Linked DNA regions of Homo sapiens: region 1 is linked to region 2. The links are chromatin loops, found by intact Hi-C in ENCODE. Cell type or tissue: K562. All regions are shown on one strand. Links, peaks and the distances in the headings refer to the core of each region. The heading gives the core; the rest is flanking DNA. Region 1 has its middle 13 kb from the start of EPCIP. Region 2 has its middle 9.8 kb from the start of URB1-AS1.

Region 1 (10,208 bases), core at 762-8,761, 420 kb before region 2:
GAGCCTGAGGCAGGAGAAGAGCTTGAACCTGGGAGGCAGAGGTTGCGAAACTCCATCAAAAAAAAAAAAAAGGCCGGGCGCGGTGGCTCACGCCTGTGGTCCCAGCACTTTGGGAGGCTGAGGCAGGCAGATCATGCGGTCAGGAGATCGAAACCAGCCTGGCCAACATGGTGAAACCCAGTCTCTACTAAAAATACTAAAAAAAATGCTGGGGGTGGTGGTGGGCTCCTGTAATCCCGGCTACTCAGGAGGCTGAGGCAGGAGAATCGCTTGAACCCAGGAGGCGGAGGTTGCAGTGAGCCAAGATCGTCCCACTGCACTCCAGCCTGGGGGAAAGTGCGAGACTCTGTCTCAAAAAGAAAAAAAATCAGTTACATTCTATTTATAAAAGATAATCCAAAACATATGGAGGACAAGGGAATAAAGTGATGAATAAAGATATACCAGACAAATAGGAACCAAAAAAAAAATCTAGGATCGCCACATCAATTTTAGACAAAATAACAATAAAGAGGGTAACTAACATTCTGATTATCTAGAAAAGAGAGTAACTAACATTCTGTTGTTTAGAACAACAATTCTAGAGTAGAGGGCATCATATAAAATAGCGTCAAGGAGGAATAAGTTCCAGTGTTCTATACCATTGTAGGATGACTGTAGTCAAAAATAATATGTGGTTTCAAACAGCTAGAAGGAGGATATCAAATGTCCCCCATACAAACGAATGATAAATGTTTGAAATGATGGATATGCTAATTCTTGTTATTCTGATCACTATACTTTATATGTACCAAAACATCACTATGTGCCCCATAAATGTGTACAATTATTACATGTCAACTTAAATATATATAAAGCAATAATTCTAAAACAAGAGATTCTAAAATTAAATGGAAACATAGTGGGCTAAGAGTAGCTAAGGCAATCTTGAAGAACACTTCGGAGCTATTAAAATTTATAAAAGACCTATCATAAAACTCTAGTGGCCAAGACAGTAAGGTATCGGTACAAGAATGAAAAAAAACAATAGAACAGAATGGTGAGTTGAGAAACAGACCCACATATATACAGTCATCCAATTCATAAGAAATTGACAATCAGACAATTAAATTTGTTTAAAATCTTGACCCCTGACTCACACCAAAGATGAAAATCAATTCCAGACAGATCATAGATTAAATGTATTGGGTTAAACCATATGAAACTCCTATTTTTTATGTTGACTATTAGTAATTTCATATGGTTTAACTTAATAAAACAGTAAAACTTTTGTGATAGAGCATGGGAAAATATTTTCATGAAACTGAAGTAGCCAAAGGTCTATTTAACCAACACAAAAAATGTGATAATCATAGAGAAAAAATAAGTAAATTAAAACACATTAATATTAAAAACTTTCGGCCAGGCGCAGCAGCTCATGCCTGTAATCCCAGCACTTTGGGAGGCCAAGGGAGGTGGATCACCTGAGGTCGGGAGTTTGAGACCATCCTGACCAACATGGAAAAACTCCATCTCTACTAAAAACACAAAATTAGCCGAGCATGATGGCGCACGCCTGTAATCCTAGCTACTCAGGAGGCTGAGGCAGGAGAATCACTTGAACCTGGGAGGCAGAGTTTGTGGTGAGCTGAGATCACTCCATTGCACTCCACCCCAGGCAACAAGAGTGAAACTCTGTCTCAAAAAATAAAAAAGATTAAAAACTTTTGTTCATCAAAAGACAGTGTTAAGAGTGAAAAGTTAAGCCACAGAGTGGGAGAATATATTTAAAATACATGTATTCAACAAAGGACTCATTCAGATTATATAACGAACTCCTACAAAGCGATTTGTATTAAATGTCAGACAACCCAAAAGAAAAAAATGGGCAGAATTATGAGCAATTATGTCACCACACAAAGAAGATAGCCTTCAAATAGTTATCAAGAAAATGTCACCTAGGACCACAATTGTGTACACAAGAATGACTAAAGGGAAGAAGACACTATCAAGTGTGGGCAAGAGTGAGGAACAACGGGGACCCTCATATACTACTGGTCGGGGTGTAAAATGGCCCACCCACCTTAGAAAACTGTCAGGCGACATCTACTAAAGCAGAAACATATGTGTAGTCTGTGACCCAGCAATTTCAATCTTGGATGTATACTCAACAGAAATGTATATACATGTTCACCAAAACACATTTAGGAGAATGTTCATGGCTTCACTATTTATAATAGTAAAAGAACTGGATACAACCCACATGCCCATCTATAGTAGAATGGGACTAGGTACAGTGGCTCACGCCTATAATCCCAGCACTTTAGGAGGCCAAGGCAGAAGGATCGCTTGAGCCCAGGAGTTCAAGATTAGCCTGGGCAACATAGTGAGATCCCACTCTACAAAATAATTTTTTTTTAAAGATGAAAAATTAGCTGGGCATGTTGGCATATTCTTGTAGTCCCAGCTACTCAGGAGGTTGAGGTGGTAGGAACCCTTAAGCCCAGAAGTTGGAGGATACAGTGAACCATGATTGTGCCACTGCACTCTAGCCTGGGTGACAGACCAAGATCCTGTCTCAAACATTAAAAAAAATAAAATTAAAATAGTAGAATGGGTAAATAAATTGTGTAATATCCACACTTAGAATAATATTCAACAGTCAGTGAGAGCGAATCATCTGTAACTGTCTAAGACTACTCAGGCCCTATAACAAAACATCACCTATTGGATGACTTATAAAAACAGACATTTATTCCTCATGGTTCTAAAGGCTGGAAGTTCAAGATCAAGGTGCCAGCAGATTTGATGTCTGGTGAGGGGCACTTTCTGGTTCATAGATGGTGCCTTCTTGCTGTGTCCTCACATGATGGAAGAGAGAAAACGCTGGTCTCTCAGCTTCTTCTAAGGGCACTAAGTCCCATTCCTGAAGGCTCTACCCTTATGACGTAATCGCCTTCCAAAGGCCCTGCTTTCTAATACCATCGTCTCAAGAGTTAGAATTTCAACCTGTGAATTTTCAGACCAAAGCAAGAATATAAAGCACTCAAAAACAACCTCAGATATATATATAGAGAGAGAAAGAGAGACATTTTATATTTGCATATCAATAAATAGAACTGGGAAAATTAGTTTTTCATATAAAAAGTTATACCTAAATCATGCCATACTCAAAATTAATTATAGATAGATTTAAAACTCCAATGTGAAAAGGAAAGCTTTAAAACTTTGGGAAGAAAATATCAAAAATATCTTTATAAATTCAGAATAGTGAAGGACTCTGGGGCCAGGCTATCTGGGTTCCAGTCTCAGCTCTATGACTTACTAGCTGTGTGAGCTTGGACAGTTTCTCCCTACTCTTTACTTTCCACGTATGAAAAATAAGGAGAATAATGGCACCTTCTCACAGGGTCATTGAGAGGATTAAATGAATAATATGCATAAACTGTTTAAAATACTGACTGACACTTATTAAGTGCTATATGGGTTTTTGTTGTTTTATGAGTAGTACTGGTAGTTGTTATAAGGGACAGATACTTTCCAGTTGGAAGATATATGTTTTTAAAAGTTCAGAAAGTCTAGTAATTAAGGGAAGAAATGGATAATCAATATTGAAAGATAGCAAAAAAGAAAAATATAATAAAGAAAGGACAAATTAAGAATTTGTGAGCCCCTCATGTAAAAAACCAGACTAATGTAAATAAGCTGAATTACTCTATTAATCATTTAATCTGTGTATGTCTCCCCCACTGACCCCCAAGCTGTCCCTAACCAAGAATACCATGGGATTGTGTTCTTGTCTGCTTTCTTCCTGCTGTACTTCCACATTCTGAAATGCATTCCACAGGCAGGTGCATCTTGGGTTTCCAATAAAAATCAACCGACCAAGGGGGCGGAATCTCCAGGCTTGAACCCTCAAATACAGACAGGATTATGTGTTCTTTTTCTATTGGGAGGCATAGTTTTCTGGTAGGATACTGGCAAATCAGAAACAGCAAAACAGAGTCTTCTCAGGAGTTCAATAGACTTTGCAGCAAGACTCTTTTATATGCTCAAAATTTAAAATCATTCATGCACTTCTTCATTTTTAAAAAATAGTCTTTTAAGTTTATAGTATTTTCTTATGTTTTTCCAATATTGAAAAACTGCAATGTACAGTATTCTTATTCTCCTGCCAAAACAAATAGCATATTATTGCAGCTGTAACATTTTATGTCTTTGCCACAATAACTGTGGTTTTCCGCAGTAATTTTGCTATTATGCTATGATTTTTATTAGAAAATGTATTACTGCCATCTTAATTTTCTTAGCCAGTTTAACACATTTATGGCTTTTCTGCTTTGGCAAAGTGGTATTTCAAATACTGAAGAATAACTTTTTTAAATTCTATAAATCCTGGATGAAATTTAAACCATAAATTTCATTTCTGAATAATCAAATCAGAACATTACTGCAACTGTGTCATCGCCTAAAGCCAGTAATATTCCATGAGTTTGTAATAACATTATTTTGAGCAAGTCACACAAGGGGTAGTTTAGTGATCTGAAATGTCCAGGGTTTGCTATTTTTTCCCCAATAGTCCTTTTTTTTTTTTCTAAGATGGAGTCTCACTCTGTTTCCCAGGCTGAAGTGCAGTGGCATGATCTCAGCTCACTGCAAACTTCGCCTCCCGGGTTCAAGCTATTCTCCTGCCTCAGCCTCCCAAGTAGCTGGGATTACAGGCTCCTGCCACCACACGCAGCTAATTTATGTATTTTTAGTAGAAGACGGGTTTTCACCATGTTGACCAGGCTGGTCTTGAACTCCTGACCTCATGATCTGCCCTCCTCAGCCTCCCAAAGTGCTGGGAGGCGCAAAGTGCAGGCGTGAGCCACCATGCCCAGCCTCTTCCCCAATATTCTTGAAGAGATTTATAACAACACCGAATCTCAGATTTGATGGCTACCTGTTGAGAGAAATCAAGGAATGAGGAAGAATTTGAATGAGGAATGCAGGTGGCCTTTCTCGCCATCCTTTTGCCTAGTGGCCCCCTTTTTCACCAAGACAAGAGGCTGGTTTTTGTTTCTGGTTTTATCACATCAGACTCTGGCTCATAGCAAAAGCAGTCAGTCTCCTGTTGCTGCTTCATGGATAGCGCCTCTAACAGGCATTAATTTTTTGTTGTTGTCGTTATGGAGGAGTGTCAGCATACACTCTAATAGAACAGTCTGGAAAGACAAGTGTTGTTGGTAAACCCTAGGGACGTGAGAATCAAGTGTCACCAGTAGGTGGAGGACTTGATCAGAAATACACATGCCTTGGGGCCTATACGGAGTTGCCTGCTCAGCTATGGTTTGAAGCAGAATCTGAGGGGATGCTCATGGTCCAGTTTGGCAAATATCAGGGTGTGGTTATTTAGATGAGGCACAAGACTAACTGGAAGTGTGGGACATAAGTGAAAGATGGCACCAGGAGGTTGAAACTGTCCCTTAAACTGAGTCCTACAGGCACCCTCCCTTGGGTGACGGAGCCCCAGTTATTCCTGTGCACCCTCATAGTCTTCTGAGCCAGGGCCCTCTCCCCAGCTAGGTGGCTGATGCCCCAGAACACACCGTATGTGAAACTGTCAGTGGATTCCAGGCACCCGTCCTTTAGTAGGCAGCTAGCAGATCCCCAGCTTAGCAGAAGGCACAGGTTTGGTGGAGACTCAGAAACTAAGCCCAGCAAGTTCCCTCATCAGTGGCTCTCCACCTGGATACATAAACAACTTTTACAATGGTTGTTTAAATAACAGAGCTAGTTCGTCGCCCAGATCTCCTGTGTGTCCTCTCCGTCTTTTTTTTTTTTTTTTTTTTTTTTTGAGACGGAGTCTCGCTCTGTTGCCCAGACTGGAGTGCAGTGGCACGATCTCGGCTCACTGCAAGCTCCGCCTCCCGGGTTCACGCCATTCTCCTGCCTCAGCCTCCCGAGTAGCTGGGACTATAGGCGCCCACCACCATGCCCAGCTAATTTTTTGTATTTTTATTAGAGACAGGGTTTCACCGTGTTAGTCAGGATGGTCTCGATCTCCTGACCTCGTGATCCGCCCGCCTCGGCCTCCCAAAGTGTTGGGATTACAGGCGTGAGCCACCGCGCCCAGCCTCCTCTCCCTCTTAGACATATATTTTGCACACTGAGCTATTTGCACAATCAGGATTAACAAGCAAATAGCTGATGGAGGAAGGGTGAATTGGCTCTCTCTGCTTCAGCTGGGACATCCGTCTTCTTCTGCCCTTGGACATCAGCTCTCCAGCTTCTCGGGTCTTTGGGCTCAGACTTAGACTCACATCATTGGTTCCTCTGGGTCTCAGGCTTTTGGGCTGGGACTGAAACTATACCACTGGCTTTCCTGGACCTTCAACTTCCAAATGGCAGATGGAGGGACTTCTCAGCCTCCACAATTATGTGAGCTAATCCCTCATAATAAATCCCTTTCTTTACATCTATATATAGCCTATCAGTTCTGTTTATCTAATACATTTCCTTTCTGATTTCTTCAATTACTTCTTCTTTACAGCTTTAATGAGACATAATTCAAATACTACACAATTCACCCATGTAAAGTGCAAACTTCGTTGGTTTTAGTGTATTCACAGAATTGTGTAACCATCACCACAATCAATTTTAGAAGCTTTTCATCACCCCAAAAATAAACCCATGCCCATTAGCAGTCATTCCCCATTTCATCTCACCTCCAGCCCTAGGAAATCACCAATCTATTTTCTGTCTCTATGGATTTTCCTATTCTGGACATTTCATATAAATGAAATCATACCATATGTGGTGCTTTCACACTGGCATTTTGCACTTAGATAATGTTTCAAGGTTTATCCATGTGGCAGTATGTATCAGTACATCATTCTTTTTCGGTGCTGAATAATATTCCATTGTGTGGATATACCACATTTTATTTATCTATTCATCAGTTGATGGACATGGGTTGTCACCACTTTGGGGTATGATGAATAATGTTGCTATGAACATTCATGTACAAGTTTTTGTGTGAACATGTATTTCACTTCTCTTGGGTACATACCTCCCAGTGGAATTGCCTGGTCATATGGTAACTCTATCTTTAACCTTTCAAGGAACTGTCAGACTGTTTTCCGAGGTGGCTGCACCATCTATGACAGGCTGAGCATCCCTAATCTTAAAATTTCACATCCAAAATACTCCAAAATCTGAAAATTTTAAGCACCAACATGATGCCACAAGTGGAAGATTTCTCACCTGACCTCGTGTGATGGGTCGCAGTCAAAATGCAGGTGCACAATGCTGAAGATAACATAGTTAACACTGCAGAAAAATTGCCTCTAGACGACATAATGAAAACGTGTGATGGGCTCATTGAAGGACTAGAGCACCACGCATTCATAACAGAACAATAAATCATATCAGGTTTATAAAGTCAAAGAGAGACTTCTAAGACAAGAACAATTTACGCTTGACATTTATGCTTTAACGAGGCAGTTGATTCTGGAGGAAACATCTTTAAAAGCCATCCATCAGAATGCCTCCTGAGCCCCAGAGGACCCACTTCCTGGTCTCTCAATTGCTTCTGAAGTTTCTTCTCATCTAAAAAAATAAAATACAGTGCACAGTAACCTTTTCATCAAAACACAGCATCGTAGGTGGAGCCTGAAAACCTGCTGTTGTTTGTTGCTACTGCTGTTAAGCAGCTGATTCAGCTATTCCAGGGATGCTACTGAGCAGCTTGGTTGCCCTGAACACATTATGTTTTCACTGCATTGATGGCATTCCATGTTTTATTTATTTACTTTTTATTATACTTTAAGTTCTAGGGTACATGTGCACAACTTGCAGGTTTGGTACATAGGTATACATGTGCCATGTTGGTTTTCTACACCCATCAAGTCATCATTTACATTAGGTATTTCTCCTAATGCTATCCCTCCCCCAACCCCCCACCCCCTGACAGGCCCCAGTGTGTGATGTTCCCCACCCTGTGTCCAAGTGATCTCATTGTTCAGTTCCCATCTATGAGTGAGAACATGCAGTGTATGGTTTTCTGTCCTTGCGATAGTTTGCTCAGAATGATGGTTTCTAGCTTCATCCATGTCCCTGCAAAGGGCATGAACTCATCCTTTTTTATGGCTGCATAGTATTCCACGGTGTATATGTGCCACATTTTCTTAATCCAGTCTATCACTGATGGACATTCGGGTTGGTTCCAAGTCTTTGCTATTGTGAATAGTGCCACAATAAACATACGTGTGCATGTGTCTTTATAGTAGCATGATTTACAATCCTTTGGGTATATACCCAGTAATGGGATTGCTGGGTCAAATGATAATTCTAGTTCTAGATCCTCTAGGAATCACCACACTGTCTTCCACAATGGTTGAACTAATTTACACTCCCACCGACAGTGTAAAAGCTTTCCTATTTCTCCACATCCTCTCCAGCATCTGTTGTTTCCTGACTTTTTAATGATTGCATTTCTAACTGGTGTGATATGGTATCCCATTGTGGTTTTGATTTGCATTTCTCTGATGACCAGTGATGATGAGCACATCATCATGTGTCTGCTGGCTGCATAAATGTCTTCTTTTGAGAAGTGTCTGTTCATATCCTTTGCCCACTTTTTGATGTGGTTGCTTGTTTTTTTATTGTAAATTTTTTTGAGTTCTTTGTAGATTCTGGATATTAGCCCTTTGTCAGATGGGTAGATTGCAAAATTTTCTCCCATTCTGTAGGTTGCCTGTTCAGTCTCATGGTAGTTTCTTTTGCTGTGCAGAAGCTCTTTGTTTAATTAGGTCCCATTTGTCTATTTTGGCTTTTGTTGCCATTGCTTTCAGTGTTTTAGTCATGAAGTCCTTGCCCATGTGGTCCTGAATGGTACTGGATGGCATGCCATATTTTCTACTGATCAGTACTCATGCAAATAAGTGTAAGAAAATGATTTTTATTTATTTATTTATTTATTTATTTATTTATTTTTAAGACAGAGTCTCGCTCTGTCGCCCAGGCTGGAGTGCAGTGGCATGATCTTGGCTCACTGCAACCTCCACCTCCTGGGTTCAAGTGATTCTCCTGCCTCAACCTCCCAAGTAGCTGGGATTATAGGCCCGTGCCACCACGCCTGGCTAATTTTTTGTATTTTTAGTAGAGATGGGGTTTTACCATGTTAGCCAGGATGGTCTTGATCTCCTGACCTCATGATCTGCCCTCCTCAGCCTCCCAAAGTGCTGGGATTACAGGCGTGAGCCACCGCACCTGGCCAAAAATGATTTTTATCACTAGCATATATATTCAGAGTCTGGAATAACAGTGATACCAAACAGCAATGCCCACACGGGTGGCTGAGATAGTGACACTTGCTTTCAGATGGTTCAATGTATACAAACTGTGTTTCATGCAAAACATTATTTTAAATATTGTATAAAATAACTTTCAGGCTATGTGTATCAGGTGTATTTGAAACATAAATAAATGTCCTGTTTAGATTTGGGCCCCATCCCCTTATATCTCTCATTATGTACATGCAAATATTTCAAAATCCAAAGAGCATCTGAAATCCAAAACACTTCTGGTCCCAAATATTTTGGATAAGGGAAACTTAACCTGTACTTCTTATCTTAAAAGTTTATTTACTATTCAATTAATTTTTACCTCATTTTCCTATGATTTTATTTTTAAGAATTTATTAATCCCATATAGACTTCATTCCATATATAGTGACAATCTATATTTGCATTTTCCTCCAAATTCATAGCCAGTGATTCCAAATTATTGCTGAGTAATCCTTAATCTCCTCAGTAATATATATTTTCTTCTTTTATATATCAATTCAAAACAACATTTTTCAGACACAGGGTCTCACTGTGTTGTTCAGGCTGGCCTCGAGCTCTTGGGCTCCAGTGATTATCCCAAATAGCTGAGACTACAGGTGTGCACCGCCACCTGTGGTTACAGTCTGTCTCTGTTCATGTCAGTACTGCACTATTTCAGTGACTGCCATTTTGATTTTTGTGTTTTGGTGGGTTTTTTTTGTTTTGTTTTTTGTTTTTTGTTTTTTTTGACAGAGCCTTGCTCTATTGCCCAGGCTGCAGTTCAGTGGTGGATCTCAGCTCATTGCCACCTCCAACTCCTGGTTCAAGGATTCTAGTGCCTCAGCCTCCCAAATGGCTGCGGTACCAGGTGCATGCCACCACACCAAGCCAATTTTTGAATTTTTAGTAGAGACAGGG
Region 2 (10,208 bases), core at 1,434-9,433:
AGCCTGCAGAAGGAGGTTTTTGTTTTGTTTTGTTTTTTGAGATGGAGTCTCGCTCTGTCACCCAGGCTGGAGTGCAGTGGTGCGATCTCGGCTCACTGCAACCTCCACCTTCTGGGTTCAAGTGATTCTCTTGCCTCAGCCTCCTTAGTAGCTGGGGTTACAGGCATGTGCCACCATGCCCAGCTAATTTTTATATTTTTAGTAGAGATACGGTTTCACCATGTTGGTCAGGCTGGTCTCTAACTCCTGACCTCCTGATCTGCCCGCCTCGGCCTCCCAAAGTCTGGGATTACAGGCATGAGCTACTGTGCCCGGCCAGAAGGAGGTCTTTAAGAATATGTGCACAGCAGTCAACTGATGTCTGTACTGACAGCCCATCCGAGGTCAAAGGCATCTCATCCAATAGTGTCAACCTATATTCAAATAGCCACTCAGGAGACCTCAGGTCAAGTCCCAGCTCTGCCACTGAGACAGAGGAACCCACAGAGGCACTTGACTCGCCTGTCTCTCACTTTTTCACATTTGCAAAATGAAAAAAATGAATGCTAAAATCCATTTTGACTCTAAAAACCCATAACCTATTTAAAATAGATGTAGGATTTCAAAAAAATCAGGCTAAATCTATACTGATTCTTTTCATTCCTGAGTGTTTTCTTAATTATGTATTCTCACCTTTTGCATATGCTATCAGTTTATATGTGAATCATTGTCTTTGTAAAAGAAGAATGCAGCACGTGCAAACTCTTGGAAGTTTTTGAAGCGTTGTGAAGGACTGAATTCAGATCCATGGGAAATTTTCAAGGCCGAGTGCAGTGGGTATCAGGCCTGTAATCCCAGCACTTTTAGGCCAAGGCGGGAGGATCACTTGAGGTCAGGAGTTCAAGACCAGACTGGCCGACATTGGGAAACCCCATCTGTACAAAAAAATACAAAAATTAAAATTAGCCAGGCATAGTTGCATGCACCTGTAGTTCCAGCTACTTGGGAGGCTGAGGAAGGAGAATCGCTTGAACCTGGGAGGTGGAGATTGCAGTGAGCTGAGATCGTGTCATTGTACTCCAGCCTGGGTGACAGGGCAAGACTCAGTCTCCAAAAAAAAAAAAAGGGAATTTTTCAGTGTGGGAATTCCCAAGTGTTCTAAGTGGCACACTCAGTTTCTGGGGGACACCATGGATTTCATCCTGGAGAAAGCAGGTGCCTTTTTCCCCATCGAGGGAGGCAGGAAGGTGCTGCTTTCAACAGAAGGCCTGAGGTGCCAGTGATCTGCTGCCTTCAGCAAATGCTACAGGGAGCCGGGCCAGCCTGGGCTGTAGCTGGGAACAAAGGGCAGAAACCCCTACTCCCTCTCTCCACCCTCCTTACTGCTCTTCCCTTCCTTCCGGGCACCAGGCACTCTTCCAACCTAGTGCTCTGCCATCATTAAGGAAAGTGTGCTAAAGGAAGGAAACTCCCTAGAACGTTGGAAAGCAGCAGCTCTGGTTCTGCTAAACCAAGCTTGCCTGGTCACGCTTTAGGGCAGTCGTTATTGGTGTGGGCTCTGTGGTCAGAGCTCAAAGATGCAAATCCCATCTCTGCCATGACTGGTACTTGTGTTGTGGATTGTGGTGGAGTTTAGAGCCTGAAGAGCCAGTCGGGACCAGGTGTGGTGGCTCATGCCTGTAATCCCAGCACTTTGGGAGGTCGAGGCAGGTGGATCACCTGAGGTCAGGAGTTTGAGACCAGCCTGGCTAACATGGTGAAACTCTGTCTCTAATAAAAACACAAAAATCAGCTGGGCATGGTGGTGCGTGCCTGTAGTCCCACCTACTCGGGAGGCTGAGGCAGGAGAATTGCTTGAACCTACGAGGCGGAAGTTGCAGTGAGCCAAGACCATGCCATTGCACTCCAGTCTGGGCAACAGAGGGAGGCTTCATCTCAAAAAAAAAAAAAAAAAAAAAAAAAAAAAAAAAAAAGGAGCCAGTCAGAGTAGAAGCTTCACACATGGGCACATGGGTAGCCATGACAATAAATATAATCATTTTATGGACTTTGCATATTATTTTTTATTGGGTATAAGATAGTGTTTGGTTTTAATTTATTTTTTAAATTTTGTTTTTTTGTTTTTGAGACAGTCTCACTCACTCTGTCGCCCAGGCTCGAGTACAGTGGCACAATCACAGCTCACTGCTGTCTCAGCCTTCCGGGCTCAAGCGATCCTCCTGCCTCAGCCTCCTGAGTGGCTGGGACCACAGGCGTACACCACCACACCTGGCTAATATTTTAAAAAAATGTTTAGTAGAGATGAGATCTCGCTATGTTGCCCAGGCTGATCTCAAACTCCTGAGCTCAAGTGATCCACCTGCCTTGGCCTCCCAAAGTGCTGGGATTACAGGTGTGAGCCACCGTGTTTGGTTTTAATTTGAACTCTTAGGTGGAAACAGTTTCCACCTTGTTCCTTTGAGTGACAGCAGCCCTGATCTTCTAGTGCAGGGGTCTCCAGCCTTGGGCCACCATACTGGTGAGAGAAGTGAGAGAAGCTTCATCTGTATTTACAGCCACTCCCCATGGCTCACATTACTGCCTGGCCTCTGCCTCCTTGACTGGAGTGAAGGAGTGACATGGGAATGTGAACCCTATTTGTGAACCGCACATGTGAGGGATCTAGGTTGCATGCTCCTTACAAGAATCTAATGCCTGATGACCTGTCACTGTCTCCCATCACCCCCAGATGGGACCATCTAGTTGCAGGAAAACAAGCTCAGGGCTCCCACTAATTCTACATTATAGTTAGTTGTGTAATTATTTCATTATATGTTACAATGTAATAATAACAGAAATAAAGTGCACAATAAATGTAATGCACTCGAATCATCCCCAAACCATCCCCCCAACCCCCATCTTTGGAAAAATTGTCTTACACAAAACTGGTCCCCATGTTCGGCACAGTGGCTCATGCCTGTAATTCCGGCACTTTGGGAGGCCGAGGCAGATGGATCACCTGAGACTAGGAGTTCAAGACCAGCCTAGGCAACGTTGTGAAAACTGAAAATACAAAATTAGCTGGGTGTGGTGGCAGGCACCTGTAGTCCTAGCTACTTGGGCTGAGGAAGGAGAATCGCTTGGACCCAGGAAGCAGAGGTTGCAGTGAGCCAAGATCACGCCACTGCACTCCAGCCTGGATGACAGAACAAAACTCCATCTCCAAAAAAAAAAAAAAAAAAAAAAAAAAGAGAATGAAAGAAACTGGTCACTGGAGCCAAAAAGGGTGGGGACCGCTGCTCTAGTGGGATACTGGAATGGCTTTTCCACCAGAACTTTTTTCTTCTTCCTGTGAACTGGCTGGGACACTCTCCTCAACCCTGGTTTTTGAATACCCTCTTCCCTCCCCACCTCTGGCCCACTCTGTTGGCCTCCTTAGGCCAGGCTCACTCCCTCATCCTTTTCCTCTGCTCAGCAGCATCCCTGTCCCTGAGCCCTCTGTGACACACCTGAGTTTTGGAGGCCTGGCTTTCTTCTGAAATGCCAGCCAAATCTGATTTGAGCTTTTCAAGTCCTCAAGGACCTGATATCACACACACACACACACACACACACACACATCCAAAAAGAAAAAATCATTTTTCTTTTAAAAATATTTTATAGTGGTAAAATATAGATATTTTTATATATGCATATATAAATATACATAAGTATATATGTATATATAAATACACAAATTTATATATAAATATTTTTATTGTGGTAAAATATACATAACATAAAATTTATCATTTTAACCTTTTTTTTTTTTTTGAGACAGAGTTTCACTTTGTAGCCCAGGCTGGAGTGCAGTGGCATGATCTGGGCTCACTGCACCCTCCACCTCCTGGGTTCAAGTGATTTTCCTGCCTCATCCTCCTGGGTAGCTGGGACTACAGGTGCTGCCACCATGCCTAGCTGATTTTTGTATTCTTAGTAGAGACAGGGTTTTACCATGTTGGCCAGGCTCGTCTCGAACTACTGACCTCAAGAGATCTGCCCGCCTCAGCCTCCCAAAGTGCTGGGATTACAGGTGTGAGGCACTGTGCCTGGCCCATTTTAACCATTTCTAAGTGTACAGTTCAGTGATATTAAGTACATTCACATTCTTGTGCAGCCATCACCACCCCGTATCCACAGAACTCTTTTTATTTTGCTAAACTGAAACTCTGTACCCATTAAACACCAACTCCCCATCCCCACCTCTCCCCAGCCCTGGCAGCCACCATTCTACTTCTGTCTTTATGGATTTGACTTCTCTGGGTACCTCCTATCAGCAGAATCATACAGGATTAATTGGCTTATTTCACTTAGCATAATGACCTCAGGGTGCATCCCTGTTGTTGTAGCATGTGTCAGAATATCCTTCCTTCCTGAGGTTGAATGATATCTTGTTGTATGTAGGTACCACATTAGCTTTTCTAGTGACTTTGTCTCTCCTAGAAGGAAGAAAAGAGAGGGGTAGTCACGGATATGCCCAGTCTGTTTCCCCTTGATCGGCAGCAGTTTTAAAAAAACAAGCAAAACAAAAACCTCAGCAAAAGTCTCAGAAGGGTGAGGGAGAGGTGGGGGAGGCTGAGGACTGTTGCACAGGCAGCTGGCTGGGGAAGGAGAAGGCTGGAGCTTCAGGCAGTTGTGGGTCCTGCACACCCAACCCCCGAATGCCACTAGGACTGTCAATGGCGCCCTCTGTAGGTGGGAATCTTAATTTATGTTTTAGGAGTGATGAGTGTGGTCCATGAATTTCAAAAATGTATTTTTATTATGGTGAAATATACGTAACATGAACTTTACCATATTAGCCATCTTAACTGTAAAGTTCAGTAACATTAAGTACGTTCACATTGTTGTGCAGTCATCATCAACTTCCATCTCCAGATCTCTTCATCTTCCAATATTGAGTCACTGCATCCATTTAAACACTAACTCTCCATTCCCCTCTCTCCTAGCCCCTGACAACCACCATTTCACTTTCTTGTTTGTTTTTTCTTTTTTTTTTAAGACAGAGTTTTGTTCTTGTTGCCCAGGCTGGAGTGCAATGGCGTGATCTCGGCTCACCACAACCTCCGCCTCCGAGGTTCAAGCGATTCTCCTGCTTCAGCCTCCCGAGCAGCTGGGATTACACGCATGAGCCACCATGCCCGGCTTATTTTGTATTTTTAGTAGAGACGGGGTTTTTCCACGTTGGTCAGGCTGGTCTCAAACACCCGACCTGAGGTGATCTACCCGCCTCAGCCTCCCAAAGTGCTGGGATTACAGGCATGAGCCACCGTGCCCGGCCTTCACTTTCTGTCTCTATGAATTTGACTACCGTGGGTACCTCATATAAGTGGAATTATACAGTATTTGTCCTTTTGTGCCTAGCTTATTTCACTTAGCATAATGTTTTCAAGGTTGTGAGAATTTTATCCCTTTTTAAGACTGAAAAATACTCCATGGTACGTATATACCACATTTTGTGTATCCATTCATCCATTGATGGACACGGATGGCTTCCACCTTTTGGCTATTGTGAGTAATGCTGCTATGAACATGGGTGTACAAAAAATTTACAAGTTTTAAATTTTCATTCTCAAGGGAAAGCTTAAGGCTGCCAAAAAAAAAAAAAAAAAAAAAAAAAAGAATCAAAGTCCGCAAAGGGAATTTAGAATTAATAAAAGTGAGCTCTGATCAAAGGTATAGACCAGAAGTTCTCAATCTTTCTCAGTTCATGGCACCTTTAGTGTCTCAATAATTTTTCAAGTGCTCCAGGACAAAACCCAAACCTAAACTGTTAAGTTTATTAAATAGCTATGTCCAAACAACATAAGTATTTGTGTTCTAATAATAAAGAAGCAGTTTACATATATACGTAAATACATATGATGGAAATAAAAATGTTTTCTTTTATTCTTTCTTTTTTCTTTTTTAAACAGAGTCTCCCTCTGTCTCCCAGGCTAGAGTGCAATGGTGTGATCCCTGCAACCCCCGCCTCCTGGGTTCAAGCGATTCTCCTGCCTCAGCATCCCGAGTAGCTGGGACTACAGGCGCTTGCCACCACTCCCAGCTAACTTTCGTATTTTTAGTAGAGATGGGCTTTCACCATGTTGGCCAGGCTGACTGTCCTCACCTCAGATTATCCGCCCGCCTTGGCCTCCCAAAGTGCTGGGATTAGAGGCATGAGCCACCATGGCCAGTCCTCCTTTATTCTTAAATAAGCACAGATAATTTCGAATGGGGTGTGTGTGCCCGTTGGACATGTCACTATTTCTTCAACCTTGAAATCAGATTGGATACCACACTATCATTTCTTGACCCGTGTTGATTTCAGCTTGGTGCTTGCTCTTTTTTTTTTTTTTTTTTTTTTTTTTTAGAGAGAGGTTCTTCCTCTGTTCCCCAGACCAGAGTACAGTGTCTCGATAAGCTCACTACAACCTCGAACTCATGGGCTCAAGTGATCCTCCTGCCTCTGCCTCCAAAGTAGCTAGGACTACAGGCAGGCACCGCCACACTTGGCTGATGCTTTTCATCATGGTAAGCCCCGGAAACCCAGCGTTGCAAAGCTGTGAACTCATCTCTTCATCTCTTCTTCCAAAGTAGCACAATCTTTTTTTTTTTTTTTGAGATGGCGTCTCACTCTGTTGCCAGGCTGGAGTGCAATGGCACGATCTCAGCTCACTGCAACCTCTGCCTCCCAGGTTCAAGCAATTCTCCCTGCCTCGGCCTCCTGAGTAGCTGGGATTACAGGTGCCTGCCACCACGCCTGGCTAATTTTTGTGTTTTTTTGGTAGAGATGGGGTTTCACAATGTTGGCCAGGCTGGTCTTGAATTCCTGACCTCAGGTGATCTGCTAGCCTCAGCCTCCCAAAGTGCTGCGATTATAGGCGTGTGCCACTGCACCCAGCTGGAAACTAGCACAATCTAATGTTGAATCTATGAACTACCTTGAGCCAGTAGTTTGCCTGGTAATGAACAGATGTCAAGAATTGATGGATTTCCCTCAACTTTTGAAAACATTCCAAGGCAATGTGGTGCTTTGGGCACTTTGGTGCCCAGTTTGGGAATGGCAAATCCAGACAATTCAAATGCTACGGAGACTTTACCTTGTCCAACCAGGCTCTGCATGAGCCACTCCAACTGGCCTCACTTTTACCATGATCGCCCTCCCTCCATTTCAGACACACTGGCCTTTTTGCTGTCCCACCTCAGTGCTTTTGCATTGGCTATAGCTTCTGCTTAGAGGGCTCTTTCTTACCTATCGGTTGCCTTGGCTTTTCTCCGTGTGTTAGGCTGTTCTTGCATTGCTCTAAAAGAATACCAGAGGGTGGGTTATTTATAAGAAAAGAAGTTTAATTGGCTCCTGGTTCTACAGGCTGTACAGGAAGCATAGTGCCAGTATCTGCTTCTAGGGAGGCTGCAGGGAGCTTTTACTCATGGCCAAAGGCAAAGAGGGACAAGACATCTCACCTGGTGGAAGCAGGAACAAGAGCTGGGGTGTGGGAGGTGCCACACACTTTTAAATGACCAGATTTCACGAGCAATCACTCACTATCTCAAAGACTGCACCAAGCCATGAGGGATCTACCCTGATGACCCAAACACCCACCATCAGGCCCCACCTCCAGCATTGGGGATTACAATTCAATATGAGATCTGGGTGGCACAAATATTCAAGCTCGATCACTCCCTAACTCATTCAGGGGTCTGCCATTCCCTGCCCATCCCAGTCACTCTTACCCACTTTATTCATCTTCATCTTCAGAGTATTCTTGGTGATCTGCCTGCCATTCTTTCCATCTTCCTGCAACTTAAGGGGCAATCTGCCTAAAATAAACCTCTCTGAAAATACGATTATGTTTGCAATTAGCAGTCCAGGGTGACTTCAATAGTGACAAAGGAAAATTACAGTATAGATGTCATTTAAATGTTAACACATTTAAATAGTAATGAACAGTAAAGACCAAAGAATGTAAATAAAATGAGGCTAATGCAGAAAATTTTCACAATTTAAACTAGCAAGCCAGGAGTACTCTGAGAGGAGATGTTAAATGAAGAGATAATGACAGTATCATGACACTGGCAGTCAGCTACCCCTGGAGATCTGTGGTTCCAAATTGCTCCCCAACAGGGGAAGAAATGTCCCAACCTCCCAATGAGAACTGCAAAGTCAAATTGCAAAGGGGCATGAATTCCAGGGTGGGAGGAATTTGTGACCATATTTTGTAATCTACCACACCACCCTTCTCCCACTGATTTTGGTGTTGTCTTGATCACATATCACATTTCTATAATGGTCTCCAGGTTCATCTATGTTGTCAAAAATATCAAGATTTCCTTCTTTTTTTTAAGGCTGAATAATATTTCATTGTATACTAAATACCGCATTTTTTTTTAACCCATTGATTTGTCGATAGGCATTTAGGTTGCTTCTGTAAATTGGCGATTATGAATAATGCTGCAATGAACAGGGAGTGCAAATATCCCTTCAATAACCTTATTTCAATTATTCTGGGTGTCTGCTGAGTGAAAGAAGCCAGTTACAGAAGGACAGGACTCATAAGCAGTACCTAAAATAGTCAAACTCATAGAAGCAGAGAATAGAATGGTGGTTACCAGGAGCCAGGAGGTAATTCATCAAATCATATACAGTAAATATGTGCCATTAGACTGCATATCAGTTATACCTTAATAAAGCTGTTTCAAAATTAAAAATAAAAAGTTCCTATCTATGCATAGGTCTTTGTTTTAACTACACTTTTCTCTTTCTTTTTTTCTTTCTTTCTTTTCTTCTTTCCTTCCTTCCTTCTTTCTTTTTTTTGAGACAGGGTCTCACTTTGTTGCCCAGGCTGGAGTGCAGTGGCACGATCTTGGCTCACTGCAACCTCCACCTCCTGGGTTCAAGTGATCCTCCTGTCTCAGTCTCCCCAGTAGTTGGGGTTACAGGCATGTACCACCACGCCCAGGTACTTTTTGTACTTTTAGTAGAGACGAGGTTTCACCATGTTGGCTGAGCTGGTCTCGAACTCCTGACCTCAAGTGATCCATCCACCTCAGCCTCCCAAAGTGCTGGGATTACAGGTGTGAGCCACTGTGCCTGGCCTTGACTACACTTTTTATTTTGAAATGATTCTAGATTTGCAGAACATTTGAAAAAAATTCCATACACTCTCAGCCAGTTTCATCTGATGTTTTACATTTCTCACGGTTGTAGGGTACATTTGCTAACTAAGCAACCAGCATTGGGACGTTACTATTAACTAAACGCCAGACTTTATTTTATTTGCGCTGTACTAGTTTTTCCCCTTCTGGCCTTTTTCTGCTCCAGGGTCCAGTCCAGGGTACCACAGTGCATTTTATCATTGTGTCTCCCATCACATCTGGTCTGTGGTCGTGTTTCAGTTCTTCATTGCTTTTCATGACCTCGACAGTTTTAAAGGGTACTGCTCATGTACTTTTTAGACTGTCCCTCAATTTAGGTTTCTCTGATGTTTTCCACACAATTGGGCTGGGATTTTGGGTTTCGGGAAGGATATACAGAGGCAAAGCATCTTCATCACATCACTTCAGGGGTACATCACAGTAACATGATTTATACATGACATTAACTTTGATCCCTTGGATAAGGTAGTGTTTGCCATGCTTCTCTATTATAGAGTTATCATTTTTCCCTCGTCATATTCCAGTATTTAAAAGTAGGTCACTAAACCTACACTAGGGAAGTGGGGAGGAGTATTTGAATTAAGCTCCACCTCTGGAAGCAGGAAGTATCTACATGTATTATTTGGATTACTTTTGTAAGGAAGATTTATCTCTTCTCCCCCATTTATTTACTTAGCAATCAATTTATTTTTATTTTATTATTATTATTTCTTTTAGAGATGAGGTCTTGCTAAACTGTTGCCCAGGATGGACCCAAACTCCTGGGCTCCAGTGATCTTCCTGTCTCAGCCTCCCAAGGTGCTAGGATTACAGGCATGAGCCATCATGCCTGGTGATCATCATTTTTTATATCAGTATAGACTTACATATATTTACTTTTTACCCTAGGTTATAATCCAATGCTATATTATTCATTTTGTCACCGAAACTGTTCCATTGGGAGTTCTTTCAAGTTGGTTCCTGTGACTCTTTGACATAGCTCCATTCTTTTGTTTTTGAAGCATTTCTTACTTTCTGGTACTACAAGATACTCCACACTCACCTTATGTGTTCCCTGTCCCAGCCCTAGAATC

Evidence for each region. Hi-C counts contacts between places; a loop is a spot of excess contacts. Peaks named below come from ENCODE experiments on the same cell type or tissue, not always from the same donor. Only the 100,000 strongest peaks of a DNase experiment are listed, where the experiment ranks them.
Region 1: a loop joins it to region 2, with 6 times the contacts of the local background. A loop is called at or near these places in 3 of 110 quality-filtered maps.

The regions. Positions count from the first base shown.
Region 1 is chr21:32,821,821-32,832,028 of GRCh38, reverse strand. No RefSeq gene overlaps it. Among named protein-coding and RNA genes, the nearest start is that of EPCIP, 13 kb to the right of the region's middle. In K562, for the core only: a CTCF peak has its summit at 5,246 (motif pointing right); a DNase peak (open chromatin) is centred at 5,248.
Region 2 is chr21:32,397,797-32,408,004 of GRCh38, reverse strand. No RefSeq gene overlaps it. Among named protein-coding and RNA genes, the nearest start is that of URB1-AS1, 9.8 kb to the right of the region's middle. In K562, for the core only: a CTCF peak has its summit at 4,684 (motif pointing left); a DNase peak (open chromatin) is centred at 4,644; H3K27me3 peaks cover 2,422 bases.